Linked DNA regions of Homo sapiens: regions 1, 2 and 3 are each linked to region 4. A link is an interaction called in ENCODE POLR2A ChIA-PET data of the cell type or tissue named here. Cell type or tissue: HepG2. All regions are shown on one strand. Each heading gives the region's core, and the rest is flanking DNA. Links, peaks and the distances in the headings are about the cores only. Region 1 has its middle 12 kb from the start of CPPED1. Region 2 overlaps CPPED1 (calcineurin like phosphoesterase domain containing 1). Region 3 overlaps CPPED1 (calcineurin like phosphoesterase domain containing 1). Region 4 has its middle 3.3 kb from the start of SNX29-AS3.

Region 1 (4,811 bases), core at 237-4,236, 200 kb before region 4:
GGTTCTCGTTATGTTGCCCAGGCTGCAATTCTCCCACCACAGCTTCCCAAAGTGCTGGGATTACAGGCGTGAGCCGTCATGCTGGGCCCTAGATTCTGGTGTTTTCTGTTATCCTTGATATTCCTTGTCTTATAGATGCATCCTAGCCACACACTCTAATCTCTGTGGTTGTCTTCACATTGCTTTCTCTGTGTGTCCTCTTCTCTTCTTAAAAGACATCAGCCCAGGCACGGTGGCTCATGCCTGTAATCCCAGCACTTTGGGAGGCCTAGGCAAGAGGATCACTTGAGCCGAGGAGTTAAAGACCAGCTGGGCAACATGACATCCAATCAGAAACTCCCAGAGTGAAGTCTTAGGACGAATATGCTTGAAAAGCTCCCCAGGAAATTGTAATGTGCAGCCAGGATTAAGAACCACTAATTGAGACTAATATGCTCAGAGTCTGAAGAGAGAAAATCCAGAATCCTGATGTTGGAGTGCCTCTAGCTACAGACCTTATTTCTCCAGAATATTATATCCTCAATTAAAAAAAAAAAAAAAAAAAAAACAGGCTAGGCCAAGCCTGGTGGCTCACGTCTGTAATCCCAGCACTTTGGGAGGCCGAGGTGGGTGGATCACTTGAGGTCTGGAGTTTGAGACCAGCCTGGCCAAAATGGCAAAACCCCATCTCTACTAAAAATACAAAAAAAAAAAAAAGAAAGAAAATTAGCTAAGCATGGTGGCAGGTGCCTGTAATCCCAGCTACTCGGAAGGCTGAGGCAGGGAGAACTGCTTGAACCCAGGAGGTAGAGGTTGCAGCGAGCTGAGATTACACCATTGAGATTACACTCCAGCCTGAGTGACAGAGCAAGACTCCATCTCAAACAAACAAACAAAATCTAAAAAAAAACAAGCTAGTGCTTTGGGAAGATAAAAACCAGCAAGACTTGACAGATTCAGACATGTGTTCCTTTTCTTAGGAAACAAGAGAAGGAACACTCTATAATTTTTTTGTTGTTGTTTGTTTTTTTAAGATGGAATTTCACTCTTGTTGCCCAGGCTGGAGTGCAATGATGCAATCTCGGCTCACTGCAACCACTTCCTCCTGGGTTCAAGCAATTCTCCAGCCTCAGCCTCCTGAGTAGCTGAGATTACAAGCACCTGCCACCACGCCTGGCTAATTTTTGTATTTTTAGTAAGGAAGGAATTTCACCATGTTGGCCAGGCTGGTCTCCTGACCTCAAGTGATCTACCCACCTCAGCCTCCCAAAGTGCTGGGATTACAGGCATGAGCCACCGTGCCTGGCCAAAAATTTTTTTTAGAAGATATCAGTCATTGGATTTAGGGCCCACTCCAATCCAGTATGAGTATTAACTTGATTACATCTGCAAAGACCTGTCTTACAATTAAGATCAAATTCACAGGTTCTAGATGGACATGAATTTTCTGAAGACACTCTTCAATCATTCAATCCTATGCATAAAATTTCAAGACTGTGGTGAAGCTTAAATAGGACTCTGTATGAAAAGGTATGTATCCCAGTGCCCAGTGACTCAGCAGTGTATTGCATTTGTCTCCTCACACCAGCAGCAATAGGCTGTATTGTTCACTTGCCATTCACTTGACTCAGGTGCTTGGCTTATTTTATTTTATTCTTTTTTTTTTTTTTTTTTTTTTTGAGACAGAGTCTTACTCTATCACCCAGGCTGGAGTGCAGTGGCATGATCTCAGCTTACTGGAAGCTCCACCTCCCAGGTTCAAGTGAGTCTCCTGCTTTAGCCTCCCAAATACCTGGGATTACAGGTATGCGCCACCACGCCTGGCTAATTTTTTTTTTTTTTTTTTTTTTTTGTATTTTTAGTAGAGACAGGGCTTCAGCATATTGTCCAGGTTAATCTCGAACTCCTGACCTCAAGTGATCCACCCGCCTCGGCCTCCCAAAGTGCTGGGATTACAGGCATGAGCCACTGCGCCCAGCCAGTTGGCTTATTTTAGAGTGTGGACAAGCAGTTCTTCACCCTAGCTTCATATTAGGATCACCTGGGACATTGAAAGAGCAATGCTGAGGTCTCATCCAAAACTCATCCAATCAGAAATTCCCAGGGTGAAGTCTTGGAACGAATATGCTTCAAAAGCTCCCCAAGCGGTTCTAATGTGCAGCCCGGGTTGAGAACCACTAATTGAGACTAATATGTTCAGAGTCCCAAGAGAGAAAATCCAGAATCCTGTTGTTGGAGTGCCTCTGCGTACAGACCTTATAGTCCAGAATATTAAATGCTCAATAAAAAACCAAGCTAGTGCTTTGGGAAGATAAAAACCAGTAAGAGCTGACAGATTCAGACATGTGTTCCTTCTCTTAGGAAACAAAGCACAGTTATGATGTTAGCAAACACAGGATTTGGTTTCAATCAAACAGTGCCCAGCAGGGGGAAGATAGAGAAAGAAAATGAAACGCAGAAAGGGTTGCATGTATCAACAGTGTTTTCCGACAAAACTGGTGGCTTTCAATTTTGCCCTGGCCCCCAGTGACAAAAATGTCATCCTGAGAGGGCCAGAACAGACTACAGTTACTTTGCAAGAATATATGACAAACAGCAAGGCAAGAGGTGGGGGTTGAAGTATGTAAAATTCTGTTGTTGTTATTCATTGTAAACTCATCCAATACCAAGATTCATGGAGAAACTAAATGGAATTTGGAATCTGCCCTTGGGATTCTCAACATTAGTAAGTTTAACCGAGAAGCAAATTCCACTTTGATTAGGGTCTTTTTATTAAGGGCTTTGTATTCATTAAGGGCTTCCTATGTGTCAGGTCCTGTTCTGGACACTTGGTGTATTCTAATGGATACATAAGCCTTGGGGAGCTCATACCTCTGCAAAGAGCTTAAGTTGTACGGTCAATGCACAATTGAGTTCAGTGGAGTGGAGCTTTCAGGAATATTCTTATTCTTGTTGAAAAAGGGGGAAAAGTTCATTTCACAACCCAAGAGAACAATTGCAAAATATTTAAATGCTTCAGGAGGCTGGGTTCATTATTCAGATGAAAAAAAAATGAAGATTAGAAAGTTGGCCTGGCACGGTGGCTCATGCCTATAATCCCAGCACTTTGGGAGGCCGAGGCGGGTGGATTACCTGAGGTCAGGAATTTGAGAGCAGCCTGGCCAACATGATGAGACCCCGTCTTTACTAAGAATACAAAAAATTAGCCAGGCGTGGTGGTGGGTGCCTGTAATCCTGGCTACTTGGGATGCTGATGCAGGAGAATCGTTTGAACCTGGGAGGCGGAAGCTGCAGTGAGCCGAGATCGTGCCACTGCATCCAGCCTGGGCAACAAGTGCGAAACTCTGTCTTAAAAAAAAAAAAAAAAAAAAAAAAGGAGAAGAAGAAAAAAGTTAACAGTAAGCTCCACTATCATCCAGAAAGTAATTTACAAGGGAGTGTTAAGCAATATAGGGGAGGTAGAAAAGAAAGCCTAAATGGTAAGTTAAACTCAAGTTTCTGGATGAAAAATAGTTGGAACAATTAGTACTATCTGCTTCCAAGGCTGAGAACTGCATTTGAGAAGGTGAGCATACTTACGGCTGTTCTGTCCCACATGCCAGAGGTAGGCCATCGGACAGAAGAACCGAAGCAACAGGAAAGATTCACTGGCTACAGGTTATTCATGAATGTTCTGAATCAGCATTGTCCAATAGAAATTCTGCATCGATGGGAATGTTCCACATGTGTGCTGTCCAATATGGTAGATACTAGCCTACGGGTGCCAGATACAATATGAATGCTCAATTAAATTGGTATTTCAGATACACAAAATAATTTTTTTTTTTTGAGACAGAGCCTCACTCTGTCTCCCAGGCTGGAGGGCAGTAGCCTCATCACGACTCACTGCAGCCTTGACTTTCTGGGCTCAGATGATGCCCTCCCCTCAGCCTCCAGAGTAGCTGGAACTACAGGCATGTGCCACCATGCCCAGCTAATTTTTGTATTTTTTGTAGATATGGGGTCTTGCTATGTTGCCCAGGCTGGCCTCGAACTCCTGGGTTGACATGATCCTCTCCCTTGGCCTCCCAAAATGCTGGGATCCCAGATGTGAACCACCATGCCCAGCCCCCTTGTCACTTGGGAGGCTGAGGCAGGAGAATCACTTGAAAAAGCCCAGCGTGGTGGCTCACACCTGTAATCCCAACACTTTGGGAAGCCAAGTTGGGTGGATCACTTCAGGTCAGGAGTTCAAAACCAGCCTGACCAACATGGTGAAACCCCGTCTCTACTAAAAGTACAAAATTAGCCAGGCGTGGTGGGACATGCCTGTGATCTCAGCTACTTGGGAGGCTGAGGCAGGAGAATCCCTTGAACCTGGGAGCTGGGAGGCAGAGGTTGCAGTGAGCCGAGATTGCGCCATTGCACTCCAGCCTGGGCAACAGAGGGAGATTCCATCTAAAACAAAAAAAAAAAAAAGGAAGGAAGGAAGAAAGCGGCAGAGGAAGCAGTCAGATATGCATTTATCTCATATGAGCAGAGGGATGACTGAGTTATATCTGTCCTTTGTCCACAAGGAATTTCCTTGTGGGCAAATTGTGAGGGAGGTATGTAATGTTTTTATTTTTGTAGCTATCTTATTTAGGAATAAAATGGGAGGCAGTTTTGCCTGATGCTGTTCCCAGCCTGACTTTTCCCTTTGCCTTAGTGATTTTGGGGTCCCAAGACTGTATATACAGTCACATGCTGCATGGTATTTTGGTCAACAACCTAACACATATATTCACATATGATGGTAGTCCCATAATATTATAACACTGTGTTTTTACTTTACCTTTTCTATGTTTTGATGT
Region 2 (4,811 bases), core at 504-4,503, 65 kb before region 4:
GAACCTGTAATCTCAGCTACTCGGGAGGCTGAGGCAGGGAGAACTGCTTGAACCCAGGATACGCAAGTTGCAGTGAGCCAAGATCGCGCCACTGCACTCCAACATAGGCGACCGAGAGAGACACTGTCTCAAAAAAGTAATAAACGGCAGTGAGTCTGGGGGTTGGAGGAGCATAACTAATCCTCGAGTCCAGGATAGGGAAGTGATGCTATGCTGTAATCACACTCTCAAGGCTGTGGACTCAAGTGGGCAGCCAGCCACCTCTAGCCCCTGGAGAGTAATTATTTCCCAATTCTGCTCTTTGCCCTGGAGTGTGAGAGCACATCCCCATGTCCTTTCTGATTCTAAGTCGGATGCAGATGCGGTGGGTGGAAGTGGGAAACGTCATTTTATGAACGGGAATGTGGGCCCCCCTCAGCTGCCTCCAGGTGTTGGTGTGATAACTGTGACCACTGAACCTCTTCCATCCACTCTTTCTCAAACCTTTTGCTGCAGAACTACTTACATCCTAATGAAGCCGAGAATGCACAGCCCTAGGTGTTTTCTAGGCCACTTCTGTGCCATCCCCATCTCCCACATTCTTAGTTTTAATTAAGAGGAGCTTTGAAAAGGGAAGAATATAATTTTTGTGAATCGTTAATCAGGTGAGGTATGAAAAGTGTAATTTACATGGTGTCTTAGTTCGTTTTGTGCTGCTATAACAGAATACCTGAGCCTGGGTAATTTATAAAGAACAGAGATTGATTTTTTACAGTTCTGGGGGTTGGGAAGTCCAAGGTCAAGGGGCTGTATCTGGTGAGGGCCTTCTTGTTGGGGCATCCCTGGCAAGAGTGAGGAGGAAAGGGGCCTGGCCAAATTCATCCTTGTTTTAAAATCAGGAAGCCACTTCTCTGATAACAGCATTAATGCATTCTTGAGGGCAGAGCCCCCGTGACCTAATCATCTCTTAAAGGTCCATCTCCCAACGCTGTTACCCTGGGGATTAAGTTTATAACACTTAAACGTTGGGGGGCACATTGAAATAATAACGCATGGCTATTCTTTACGGGGGGAAACGGGGGTCGGGGGAGGAATCCTTAAAGCAAAGAAATCTCTTCAGGTTTTAGAGTATGAGCTGGCTTTAGGTAAAGGTCATTTTGACAACTGGGCCATTGCTTCCTACCCAAGCAAAACATTAAAAAGAAAGAAAGAGGAAGAGAATCTCAAGAGGAGGCTATGAATCCTAAGATAAACCAGATGCTTTATATCACATGGACCAGACATGTGAACAAATGCCTGAAATGACCAAGTGTATAGGTGTTAATGTCACATGCATCAGAGGAGATGAGGCTTGAACCCAGGTTTCCAGCAGGGTTCAGCCCAGGAGCACGTGGACCCATCACAGTGAAACCTTTGAGAGGCTTAGCTCCAGAAGGAGATATTGCCCCTACAGCCCACCCCAGGTCTCACAGGGGCAGAGCTGCTTGGCTTAGGCACTCCGTAACCTGAGAGTGTCTCTCTTCTCATGCTGATGATACAGCAAGCAGGAGTAGTTGGGCTTCTCCCCCAAGACCCAGATCAGAGGGGCTGTGCAGACAAGACTCCTTCTTCCCTGGGGGCTGTCTCTGCCCCCTGAATCTGGATGCTCTCTGAGAAGCTGTAGTAACTATGTGTGTCCCCATGCATGTGAGTAGTCCTTAGAGGGCTGAAAGGCTCTGAACTCTCCTGACCTCCCAGTTTACAGTATTTTTATTATTAAGATACAGATTGATCATCCGGCAACCTAGATTTTACATAGCAGTGTGGGGGCAGAGGGAAAGCTTTTGTTCCACCTTCTGAAGGTTCACTGTCGAAATGAACTGACAATAAACAGGTGAACAGGAAAAAATGCATACAGATTTATTAATGTGCTGAACTTGAGAGCCATACAATATATAAGACTCGGGGCAAATGGTTGAAGCTTATATACCCTATTCATAGGGGAGAGGGAGATGGGAGAAATGCAGGCAATTTTGAGCAGTCATAAATGATTTTTAGGGGAATTGAATGGGCCTAGGAAGCAGACATTACCTTCTAAATGATTTTTTTAGGAAACTGAATGGGACCAGTAAGTTATGGGAAGGTAAGAGGCAGAACTGCATTGTGAACAAAGGTTGTCTTATTATGTAGATAAAGTCTCCCAGGTAATCTCTTGGAGCTACTCTCAGAAGAATGGAAGAAAAGTCTGTCTGGGCATGGTGATGACTTTTAGTCTCTTCTCTTTTCCATTGGCTAATCTTTCTCGGTTATTTGATGAGATTCCTAGGGAGGGATTCTTAAGATAATTGCATTTCTTTTAGAAAGACATCTCCTTAGTCAGATAAGGAAATTCCAGAGACAGTCTGTCACTGCTCTTGGGGAGGGAAGGTCAGAGAGACCTTGAGGCTGCTGCTTTAGTTTAGCGTGTCAAAGTGCCATGTTTTGGGGTACCATTTCTGAGCCCCAACATCAGAAATACAGTTTTCAGGATGTTAGTGAGTAGCTCTAAAATAGGGCAGCATATCCTGAATGGAATAAGTAAAAGATACATTGTCGAATATATAAAAGCAAGTTGCAAATCTGTATGTAGCCTATTCCATTTTTGTGAAATTTTGTGTATGTATATATGTTTCTTTAGATCTATATCTAACATATATAGTAGTATACACATTTAAATTATCTGGAAAATACACACTAAACTCCTAAAACAGGAATAGGGATTTCAAGAAATTTCCCTCCTCCCACTTTCTTTTGTTTGATATTCTGTATTTTTACAACATTTGGGTTTAATTTAACAAGTATGCATTGTTTTTGTTTTTGTTTTTGTTTTACATTTTATTTGGAAATATTTTCAAGCTTACAGAAAAGATGCAAGAAAAGGAATAGTAAAAAGAATATCCACCTACTCTTTACACACACGTCCAACCATAGTAAGTCCGTGAACCTGCTTTGTTCAGAGGAAGATGAAAGGGATTATCCAGCATGAAAAACGAATGGGGAGGATAGCAGTTACTCAGAAGTTCTGGATAAACAAATATTTACTTTAGGTCCTCCTGAGGAGTTTCCCTTTTAATCTTTGCAAGGCTTTTGTGAGATCACCAAAGAATGAGCTTTCACTGATCAAACTCTCAAATCCTTGTTGGGTATTTAAATTGATTATGTTTTTCTGAAGAATAATTTAGCAGTCATATCAAAAGTCTAAAAAATAGGAATATGAAAACTAAATTTATAACCAACAAGAAAAAGAGTATTTTCACCAATACTTTTTAACATTGTATTGGAGATCCTAACTATTGCAAAAAGCAAGAGAAAGAAATAAGAAACATAAAGATAGGAAGTAAAATGGCCTATTTGCAGATGATACGATTTTTTTTAACTTAGAAAATCCCAGGAATCTACAAAATAATTACTAGAATGAATAAATGAATTTAGCAAGGTCTCAGGATACAAGGTTAATAGACAAAAATAATTGTATTTTTATATACTATCAGCAAGCAATTGTTAAGTGAAATTACAAAAATAATTCAATTTACAATAGCACCATAAAACATGAAATACCTAGGAATAGCAAAGGATGTCCAAGACCTCTACCTTTACAAAACATTGCTGAAAGTAATTTTAAAAGACCTGAGTAAATGGAAAAGTAGACCATGTTCATGGATTGCAGGGCCAATGTTAATACGGCATTTCCCCCCCGATTGAGCGACAGATTCAACAAAATCCCAATCAAAATTATAGCAGTTTTATTATTTGTAGAAATCAGCATACTGATTGTAAAATTTCCGTGGAAATGCAAGGTACCTATAATGGCCAAAACAGTTGAATTAGATCTGAGTTACTTTTTTAGATGGAAGGATGTGGACACTTTTAAAGTAGATATAGAAGTCTCTTTCTGACCGTCAGGACAGATGCTCTTACTTATAGAATAGTTGACCTTTTTTGTGTTCACTAACACAATTCACTTGCCTCCCTTATTTGAAATGGCATTCATGGTTTTATAAATGAAACTACAAATTACTCTTTCCTTTGTTGTCACTGTTTTTTGATTTTTATTTTTGAGAAGCACAGAAACTTTCAGACTTTTGAAGAATCAAGAACTCTTGGCTGAACTTTACCCAAGTGTATTCTTTTTAATGGTATGCTTTATTAGTGAGGGTGGCCTTCCTCCTATTTTTGTAAATAAAGTTTTATTGGATCACAGCCATGCCCACAAGCTTATATACTTTCTATGGCTGTTTTCACGCTACAAAGGAAGGCGGAGTTGAGTAGTCGTGACAGAGACCACATGGCCCACAAAGGCGAAAATATTTACTGTCCAGACCTTTCTGGAAAATGTTTGCTGACCCAGGTCAATTAAGTTCCAAGTGATCCTCAAAAGAAGTTCCATGAAAATGTCTTTAAGATGCCATGCTAGTTAACAGGATTTGGGGATGAGAGGGTTTGAATCAATGAAAGGCTGAAGCCGGAAGTGATGGGATGCTTTGATGCTTACCACAAGAAGGAAGACACATACACGACCGTGGCACTTCCTTTTTTCTTTTTTTGAGACAGAGTCTCGCTCTGCCACCAAACTGGAGTGCAGTGGCACGAGCTCAGCTCACTGCAGCCTCTGCCTCCCAGGTTCAAGTGATTCTCGTGCCTCAGCCTCCCAAGTAGCTGGGATTACTGACGCCCACCACCACATCCACATCCACATTTCTGTATTTTTAGTAGAGACAGGGTTTTGCCATGTTGGCCAGGCTGGTCTCAAACTCCTAGCCTCAAGTGATCTGCACGCCTCGGCCTCCCAAAGTGCTGGGATTACAGGCATAAGC
Region 3 (4,811 bases), core at 284-4,283, 140 kb before region 4:
AGTGGTCCTCCCTCCTCAGCCTCACAGAATGCTGGAATTACAGACATGAGCCACCGCACCTGGCTCACTGTTCTTAAATGCATCTCTGCTGCCACAGCCCCAGAGTAGTTTGCGTGGAACTGCCCACGTGAGATGCAGCATTGTTGCAGATCACTCCCATAATTTGCAGCATTTTGCCCTTGTGAATTTCAGTTTGAGACTCTTATTTAAGACGATAACTGACTACATCCACAGCTTCTCAGTATGGACAGCGTGTCCTTCCCAAATTGCCAGTCTTGTGGACGTGTCATTATATGAGTTTCAGCTGGCCTAGAGCTGAACCAACTTCCGATTTTTTTTTGTTTTTTTTGACGGAGTTTCGCTCTGTTGCCCAGGCTGGAGTGCAGTAGCGCGATCTTGGCTCACTGCAAGCTCCGCCTCCTGGGTTCACGCCATTCTCCTGCCTCAGCCTCCCGAGTAGCTGGGACTACAGGTGCCCGCGACCACGCCCGGCTAATTTTTTGTGTTTTTATTGGAGACAGGTTTTCACCGTGTTAGCCAGGATGGTCATCTCCTGACCTCAGGTGATCCGCCCGCCTTGACCTCCCAAAGTGCTGGGTTTACAGGCGTGAGCCACCGTACCCAGCAACTTCTGATTCTTTGAGGCATCTTGCAGAGTGCCCCCACCACGCCCCTGCCATGCAAATTTCATATATGCCACATAACTTGGATTTCACATGACGCTGTCCCAAACATATCTTCTAAATTTGCTGAATGTGTCTAGCTGTTTTCCTATGATGAAGCAAATGAGTAAATTAACTTTATTGTATGCGTATTAGCCTTCTGGAAAGTATTTATATCTATCACAAAAATGCCCTAACATCCTAACAAGTAGACACATAAAGATACATATTGAGGCAGGGTGTGGTAGTTCATGCCTGTAATCCTAGCATGTTGAGAGGCTGAGGTGGGAGGATTGCTTGAGGCCAGGAGTTCATACACCAGCCTCAGCCACATAGTGAGACCCCATCTCTACAAAAAATACAAAAATTAGCCAGGCATGGTGGCATGCACCTGTAGTCCCAGCTACTCAGGAGGCTGAGGTAGGAGGATTGCTTGAGCCTGGGAGGTCAAGGCTGCAGTGAGCTATGATCGTGCCACTGAACTGCAGCCTGGGCAACAGAGGGAGACCTTGTCTCAAAAAAAAAAAAAAAAAAGAATGCATACTGTATGCTTGTGAGAAGGTTACCCTGAGAGAATGTCAGTGATTAATACATGAGCATCACTGGTATGCTCGTCATAAAAATGATGCAATTCCAATGCCAGAAGGGACCCATCAGAGATGATTTGACCCCATTTTTGCCACTTTATGTCCAGGAGGAAACTGTTCACCTTAGTCTTGAATAAGCCACATTTGCCTGCAGCTTCCTGGGAGCAGATGTTTTCCAGTGAATCTGACTTACCTTTTTCTGCTAGCTACACATTTTTTGTACAACAGATCTCTCTGTTGCCCAGGCTAGAGTGCAGTGCTGTAGTCACGGCTCACTACAGCTTCTAACTCCTGTGCTCAAGCCATCCTCCCACCTCAGCTCCTGAATAGCTGGGACTACAAGTACACACCACCATGCCGGCCTAATTTAAAGAATTTTTTTTTTAATTTTAATAGAGACAGAGGTCTCACTGTGTCGCCCAGGCTGGTCTCGAACTCCTGGTTTCAGGTGATCCTCCCGCCTTGGCCTCCCAAAGTGCTGGGATTACAGGTGTGAGCCACAGCACCTGCCTATGCTACACTTTAACATTTTTTTCAGTTGGGTCCATTGTGGGGCCAAAGAAAAGCTGGTATTCTCCCTTTTGGCCTCTGCCTGTCAGCTGTGGAGAAGGTCCTGTGAAATTGGATTTTTATAAATAGACTATGCAGGAGGACCTTAGAGGGACTCTGCACTGGATGCTTTTGTAAGATGAAGAACCTGCTTATAATGTGCACATGCCCCTTTAATTTGTTTAATCAGATTTGTAGACATCAGGTTTAGAAATTGGGCCCCCCTTCCCTGAGTGTATTAAATGTGACTGCTTTTAGCATGGGGGGCCCGTCTCATGATGGGGAAAGACAGGCGCCCCTGTGTGTGTTCACCACAGCAGATCCACAGCTAACAAGCAGCTGCTGGTGAAATAAAGTTGCCTTGAACTAAGAGGGCTTCATCTGGTGTTTGGTTTGGCTTGAAAACACTCTGTCGAAATGTTCTAGAGGTGGAGCTGGTTTTAAAATCAATATTATTTCATCTGTCATCAAACAGAGCCTCTAAACCCTCAAATGGGTGGGTTCAAAAGCCACAGTGAACCCGAGTGTGCCCCTCCATCACTGAGATGCAGTTTAGGGACTAAGCGTCTCTGTTTTCTTCTACCTGAAAAAGCAATGGTGTACAAAGAAATGAAAAACTCTGCGTGCAGAGCCTCAGAGGGCTGTCAGCTGGAAAGGAGGGCTACCAAGACCCCCGTGAGACTGACTTTCTCGTGATGCAATGACCAGGATCACCCTTGCAAGCAACCAGAGCTGCCATTCATTACCCAGCCTGTCATTCTTACCTAGGTTCTCCCCAAGCCACACAGGAGGGCCAGCTTCATTTCCTCTTTTCCTGGATCGGTCACCAGATAGGATTGGATAACCTCAGAAAGCTACACTTTATGAAAGGGAGACGTTAAAAAAATAAATGAGAGGGGGCTCCTGTAGGGAGAAGAACCAAATAAAGAACCACAGGCTCCCTGTGGAAAACGGGAAGTGTGTTCACATTAGGGGCAGGAGGGCGGGTAGACACATGGATTCTGAGGAAGGGGGAATTTATGAATGTATGAGGTGGCTGGGGTTGTTGAGACTTGGGAAGATTGAGAATCCAGGGACAGGAAGAGTAGTCAGACCTGGAGGAGGAGGGGAGGGTCTAGGCATGGAGATCAGTGACCAGGAAAGGTGGCCATCTGACCAGGAAGGGTGGCGATCAGTGACTTTTGCCATCACTGGGACCGCATGGCCTTCTGTTCTCTGCTGCTGCTGCTGCTTTTGTTTGTTCCTTTGCCAAAGCCTGGCTTTCTTGGTTTTGGGGCACGCACGGGACCTACCCCTGCCATGGCTTCGTAGGATTTCACAGCTCAGCTCTTGAATGAGATGCGTTGACATCAAAATATTATCAGTTTCAATTTCACCCAAAGAGTAAAGGTGATTAGCTCTGCTGGGGACAGACGTCTCCCGAGGCCAGGATCACACTGCAGGACAGCATCACTGGGGGCTAGGATTTCAACATGCGAATTTGGGAGTGACACAAACATTCAGTCCATAGCAGTGTGTAAAGAAATCCAGTAACTTTTCAAAGAAATATTTTTCACAGTGAATAGAATAATAGGATAGTAAAAAAAAATTTAGATCATAAATTCACACTATACCGAATTTATGAAGGTTCAGACATGTTGAATTTGCTTAACTGAACATCATTTTGCTATCGGTCTTCAGTTTATGAATCTGAAAGGCAAGAGAGTTTGGAGTTTATGGCTAGAGAGGCGGAAATAGATATATGTCATTAATATATTGACATATTTATATATTATATAATGTTATTAATATGTAATTATATATTATATTAATAAATAGTACAGCTAGTATATAATACATAATCTAATTAATATATGTTATGTAATGTCTTGCCAGAGATGAATTTTAATAGATAATTTCTACTAGCTCCAAATGTTTTTCTTTGTTTTTATTTTATTCTGGTGCAGTTTTTGAAAGCACTTCATTTTTGGCATGTGTTTTAGTTTGCAAGATTTTATATATATAAATATATATTATATATCATATAATATATAAACATATACATAATATATAATATAAATATATATACTATATATATAAATTTTCATACCATTACATACTGTCTTTTTATTCATTTGTTTACCTGCCAGGATAGACTTCTAACTGATTTTCAGAATTTAATAAATTTGATCTACTCAGAGCTGACACAGATTGATTTATTCCCAACAATCTAAAGGCAACTGTGGTTGAACAGAAGGCCGTTAGAGAGAATTAAGTGAGGGCTGTCAAGATTAAACAAAGCTTCCATATTTCGTGTGGTAGAGTAGGAGATAACATAAGAGTTTCTTATCAAGCATGACAACTCATTAAACCCCTAACAGTGATTCAGGAGCCAGTTTATGTCATAAACTAACATCAATTAGGCTTTTTAAGAGCCAGAAGATGCTTTTCACACCAAAATCCAGTTACAGCCTGTGATGTTTTTTTAATAGACTTTCTTAAAGAAAGCAGGAGCCTTTTTATATTCAAACAGCACTTTAACCTCTGCTCTATTCTCATTGTGTTTAAGTTTATAAACCAGAACTAGTTTATTACGAGGAAGCTTTAATCTTCAAAGCAAAGTTGTGCTCAGTAATTTGGGATAGAGTGGGAAATGCTTTGACCTGGGGAGTCAGACAAAACTGGGTTTGAATTCTATGACTTTGGTGGCTCTAGGAAGCTTGCTTTTTACTTCCTATTCAGAGCTTCCTAGCACAGACATTTCTCATTTATTTTATCACTGAGTCCTGAAAATCTTACTGAGGATTAGGTATTGGGCTACAATTTCTTTTTAAGTTTTAAATGTTTCAGCATCTTAGAAAAACTGAAAAGCATAAAAAAACACCAAAAATAGTCTAAAGATTAATATAACGCATACACATGCATCCCTAGCCAGCTTCAGAAGTAAAACATTATCAGTCCTATTTAAGCCTCCTGTGTGCCAGTTTTAGTTAGGGATAAGGGCATGTGACAAGAAAATGCAAAGAACAGTGGC
Region 4 (4,811 bases), core at 525-4,524:
TCATTTAGTGAAAATTTAGTTTTATATAGATCGTTTAAAATAAGATTTAGCTTTGCGGCTATTGTTTCTAAAAAGCTTTGTGTTGTATATTTGACTTGTTCGTTTTTACGTTGATACAGTATGGGACTACCCTGCTCAAAGTAAATGTCAGTTTCCTGACCATTTTCTAGCTTGGAGAATAATGTGTAAACAACTGCAATTTTGTATCGCCCTGCTACTTAAAATTCTTATTACATAAGCTACAACCTCAAGTGCAATTTTGAAAAGTAGCAATGGGAGGGGTGCAGGGGCTCAGACCTGTAATCCTAGCACTTTGGGAGAGAAGATGGCTTGAGCCCAGGAGTTCAAGACCAGCCTTGTAGTCCCAGCTACTCAGGACGCTGAGGTGTAGAGGAGGATCTTTCAAGCCTGGGGAGGTCAACGTAGGAGGATCCCTTGAGTTGAGGGAGGTTGAGGGTGCAGTGAGCCATGATCGTGCCACTGTACTCCAGCCTGGCTAACAGAGGAGACCCTGTCTTTCCCCTATCCCCACCACCCAAAAACGATAGCATGAGTCTCTTGTTCTTTATACTTGGGGACATCTTAAGGCTATTAATACAGTTGCTATTGACCGGAGGTTAATTCTTAGAGCAGGGTGATATTAGTATATCTATTCAAGCTTTATGTCACATTTTAATATAGAGGGCTGAGTTAGTGTCACTTTTTCTTCTTTCTTGTATGATGTCTTGTTTAAACATGAGACCAGTAGCTTCGTGTGGCATAAAATTGTTAGGTCATGGCTCAATCCTTTAAACTTTGTTCTATTCTGGATTTTTTTAAAAAAAACTGCGGCCTATTGTGGTTAACATTTTATTATCCTGGATATATGCAGGATTATATAAGAACTTTGCCAAGCTAGAGATCTCCTTTCACCTGTTCTGTTGATGCTTTCTGATCCATGAAATGAGTATTTTCAGCTCCAAGTTACTTCAGCTATATCCTTGTTAATTGTTTCAATTACTAGGGAAAGGATTGGTTTCGTCATTCTTTTTTGTCCTCCGTATTATTAGTTTTCTGGTTCTTCTCCTTTAATGTTTTTCTGGTCTTTGGCCCTTCTGCTTTATGGGAGAAAAGGATTTTCTGAAGTCATTTGGTATCTCCAATGCTGAGTTACCCCCCCACCCCCCAACTTTTTTTTTTTTTTTAAACACACGGTCTCACCCTATGCTTTAGGCTGGAGTGTAGTGGTAAGATCATAGCCTCGATCTCCTGGGCTCGAGTGATCCTCCACAAGTATCTGGGGACTACTAGTGCATGCCACCACTCCTGGCTAATTTTTAAACTTTCGTAGAGACAAGGTCTTGCTATCTTGTCGGGGATGGTCTCAAACTCCTCAACTGGAGCAATCCTCGTGCCTTGGCCTCCGAAATTGCTGGGATTATAGGCATGAGCCACCAGGCCTGGTCTGACTCGTTCAATGTAGTTAAATCTTCTGTAACAAGGTTCTCTTATACTTTGGGGGATGGCCCCATTTAGGCAAAAATAAGATTTCTTACTATTTTCCAGTGATAAGTACTTGTTAGAACTATGATAATGGATTATATGTGCATATCATAACTCAAAGGCTTTGACACGCATTATCTGATTTGATTACCAGTCATGCATTTAAAGAGATTAGTGTATCCTTTTTCAAAGGATACACTAAGAGGTGAACTGAGGGTGTTCTGTAGCGACTTAATGTTGTAACTAGTAGGTAAAAGCAGAGAGCTAGTATTTAACTCCCAGTCCCCATATTGGCTGACCACTGAATTGCCTGGGCAGGTTCCTAAATGCTTTCTTGCCAGAGAATTCCCTAGATCTGCCTACAGAAAGCACACAGGTGTCTGTGAAAGGCAGGGGCACCCAGGGGTCAAGAGCAAAGGCTCTAGAGTGAGCATGTGTACATCTGTAAATGCTGAAAATCTGAGACAGGTTGCAGTTAATCCAGAAAGTTTATTTTGCCAAAGTTGAACACACCTGTCTGTGACACTCTCAGGAGTTCCTGACGACCTGTGCCCGAGGTGGTCAGAACACAACTGGCTTTTACACTTCCTAGGGAGACATAACACATCCATCAATACGTGCTGGATGAACATTGGTTCGGTCTGGAAAGACGGGGCAGGTCTAGAAAGGCAAGACAACTTGAAGCAAAGCTGGGAGGACTCGACGGCGCGGTGGGGGAGGGGCGGGGTGGGCTTCCAGGTCCTAGGTAGATAAGAGACAAATGGTTCCATTCTTCTGACTTTAAGTTCTTTTTTTTGGTGGTTTTTTCAATGTAACTTAAAGACTTACCGTAATTTAGAGTTTATTACCCTGAGTCTTGAGCCAACTTGGCTGACTGTGAAATGCAAGGTATATTCATGAGAGAACTGCGACTCTCACATGAAGATTTTAGTATACACGGTTAAACACTTACTGTTACTGCAGAATCAACGTTCTCTTTCTGTGATTTCAAGTTATAAACTGATAATGCATAACCTTGTCTGAAAAGAGACGATGTGCCCAAGGAGAGCACACGTGCATGATTGCAGCTTTGGCCCTGAGCACGATGCTTTTCTTTTTGGAGAGTGGATTCCAAACACAGTGGCTGTCACAAGGCTTCTCATGGACCAAGATGTTATAAATAATCGGTGCCATAAAAGAAATAGCACTGAAATGTAAATTTAACTTTCTGCAGCTTTTACTTCTATAGAAGGGTGCAACTCGTGAGTGGAGCAATACTGAGGGCATACCTGAACAAGGGATGGGAAGGGGTTTTTATTCCTGATGTAGGTAGCCCCTACTGCTGTGTCATTCCCCTATTGGCTAAGGTCGGACCACACAGTCTAAGCTAATTCCGATTGCCTATTTTAAAGAAAGCCAGGGGTATGAGTCGGAGTGGTGGGGGTGAGTAGCTTGGCAGGAAAGACGGTTACAGAACAGGTGACTAAGGATGAGTCAGGACACAGCAGGTGACCAGGGTGACTCAGGTCAAAGCAGGTGACCAGTGGAACAGATGTGAACTACTGATTAGAACTGGTGGGAAAGTTGCTCACTGAATCTAGAGGCAAGGGGGTGAAGGAAAACCACAAAAAACGTTAAAATGGAGAACAAAGAATGAGAGAGCTGAACATACTGACATAATGATTCTTTGAAGAGAAACTTGGAGTTCACTATATTTAACAAAGAGGTGGTGGAAGGCGTGGAAAGAAAAGGAACAAGCATCCTGTCTTGGTCCCTGTCCTTCAGCCCTTGAGTTCAAAGGGCAGAGGCATCGAAATGTTTGTCGGATTAATGATTAACATCTGCTGGTCTGCCGCCGTTCTCCTTGGGAGCATGGCCAAGGTCTACATCCCCTATTCTTCCCCCTCTATCTGGCTTGATCTGTGACTTTCATCTAATTTACAAACATTTGCATTGAAATGACAATCTCAAGGCTCAAAGACTTCAACCTCAAGCACCATGTAGTAGCCCAGTGAATTTTTTTTTTTTTTAAGCAGCGGGGGTGGGCTTTGGGGAGACGGGGGAATGAGTAAGAAACTTCTTGGGTCTGTTATCAGAGGCATTCGAACCAGAGCAACTCCGTCCTGAATGAGGGCTAGGAAAATGAGGCTGGAACTTGGGAGGCGGCATTCTGGACTGGTAGCTATTCTTGGCCTCTAGATGTTTCTGGTTAAGGGAACAGATTAATAACACTTAAAAATTATTGATGCCACAAAAGAAATAGCACTTGAAAATTTCCTCAAGGCAATTTTACTTCTATAGAAGGGTGACTTACAGATGGAGCAATGGCGAGAGCACAGCTGAACCAAGGGAGAGGAAGGGGTTCTTATTTCTGAGACAGGTAGCCTCTACTGCTGTCATTCCCCTATTGGCTAGGGTTGGACCACAGTGTAAGCTAATTCCGAATGGCTATTTTAAAGAGCAGTGGGTACAAGTCTGAGAAGCAGGAATGACTGCTACAGAACCGGTGACTCACGATGATTGAAGTCAGAGCAGGTAACCAGCGTTGACTCAGGATGGAGTAGGTGACCAGGGCAACACATGTGACCTACTGATTAGAACTGGTGGAAAAGCTTGTTTACTGAAACTAGGGGCAAGGAGATGAGAACGAGGAAGTTAAACTTTAAAATGGACAAAACGGGAGCCGAACGTGTACTGATAGATTGGCTCTTTGGATGGGATGTCAGAACTCATTGTACTTAACAATTGACAGGCTAAAATCTTGGAAGAGGTATTACATCCTTCAATGCTTACTAAAGAGACCCAGATGTGGGAGTGTCATGTTATCCTGATACCTTGAACAGAAGGATTCGTAATTTCGCTTCGAAGATAATACTGATTCTTGTAAAATGTAGTAATTAAGAATTATTACAAATCCTTGTAGCAGAGCATGTCTCTCATCAAGATGTTTTGTTTTTTGATGCAGTCTTGCTCTGTTGTCCAGATTGGAGTACAATGGTGCAGTCTCAGCTCATTGCAACCTCTACCTCCCGGGTTCAAGCAATTCTCCTGCCTTAGCCTCCCAAGTAGCTGGGCGCACAGGCACGTGCCACCACCCCTGGCTAATTTTTGTATTTTTTAGTACAGACTGTTTGACCATGTTGTGTAGGCTAGTCTCAAACGCATGACCTCAAGTGATCCCCCCCACCTCAGCCTCACAAAGTGCTGGGATTACAGGCGTGAATCACCATGCCCGGCCCCTCATGATCTTTTTTATTCTCTATAAACAAGCATTGTACCTAGAGTGGATGCATTCCCCTTTCTTTTGGGAATGCCCTACTCTATGGCTAACAGTACTTAGGCTACTTCCT

The links. ChIA-PET counts read pairs that join two places held together with the same protein. Peaks named below come from ENCODE experiments on the same cell type or tissue, not always from the same donor. Only the 100,000 strongest peaks of a DNase experiment are listed, where the experiment ranks them.
Region 1: POLR2A ChIA-PET joins it to region 4 with 6 read pairs; 5 of 35 experiments call an interaction of 5 or more read pairs at or near these places.
Region 2: POLR2A ChIA-PET joins it to region 4 with 9 read pairs; 6 of 35 experiments call an interaction of 5 or more read pairs at or near these places.
Region 3: POLR2A ChIA-PET joins it to region 4 with 18 read pairs; 1 of 35 experiments calls an interaction of 5 or more read pairs at or near these places.

Annotation. Positions count from the first base shown.
Region 1 is chr16:12,813,149-12,817,959 of GRCh38, reverse strand. No RefSeq gene overlaps it. Among named protein-coding and RNA genes, the nearest start is that of CPPED1, 12 kb to the right of the region's middle. RefSeq lists a silencer at 811-1,011. In HepG2, for the core only: a CTCF peak has its summit at 2,394 (motif pointing right); a DNase peak (open chromatin) is centred at 2,389; H3K4me3 peaks cover 718 bases.
Region 2 is chr16:12,677,371-12,682,181 of GRCh38, reverse strand. The region is part of intron 3 of CPPED1 (calcineurin like phosphoesterase domain containing 1); the gene reads left to right. Among named protein-coding and RNA genes, the nearest start is that of MIR4718, 41 kb to the left of the region's middle. In HepG2, for the core only: no CTCF peak of the experiment used is centred there; a DNase peak (open chromatin) is centred at 3,001.
Region 3 is chr16:12,751,667-12,756,477 of GRCh38, reverse strand. All of the region lies in intron 2 of CPPED1 (calcineurin like phosphoesterase domain containing 1), which reads left to right. LOC105371090 (a long non-coding RNA gene) reads right to left here. Exons shown (of 3, transcript XR_007064993.1): 2 at 1-3,487. Among named protein-coding and RNA genes, the nearest start is that of MIR4718, 34 kb to the right of the region's middle. In HepG2, for the core only: no CTCF peak of the experiment used is centred there; a DNase peak (open chromatin) is centred at 2,217; H3K4me3 peaks cover 892 bases.
Region 4 is chr16:12,611,993-12,616,803 of GRCh38, reverse strand. No RefSeq gene overlaps it. Among named protein-coding and RNA genes, the nearest start is that of SNX29-AS3, 3.3 kb to the right of the region's middle. RefSeq lists enhancers at 2,849-3,008, 3,189-3,328, 2,459-3,658 and a cis regulatory region at 3,819-4,198. In HepG2, for the core only: no CTCF peak of the experiment used is centred there; DNase peaks (open chromatin) are centred at 2,943, 3,283 and 4,003.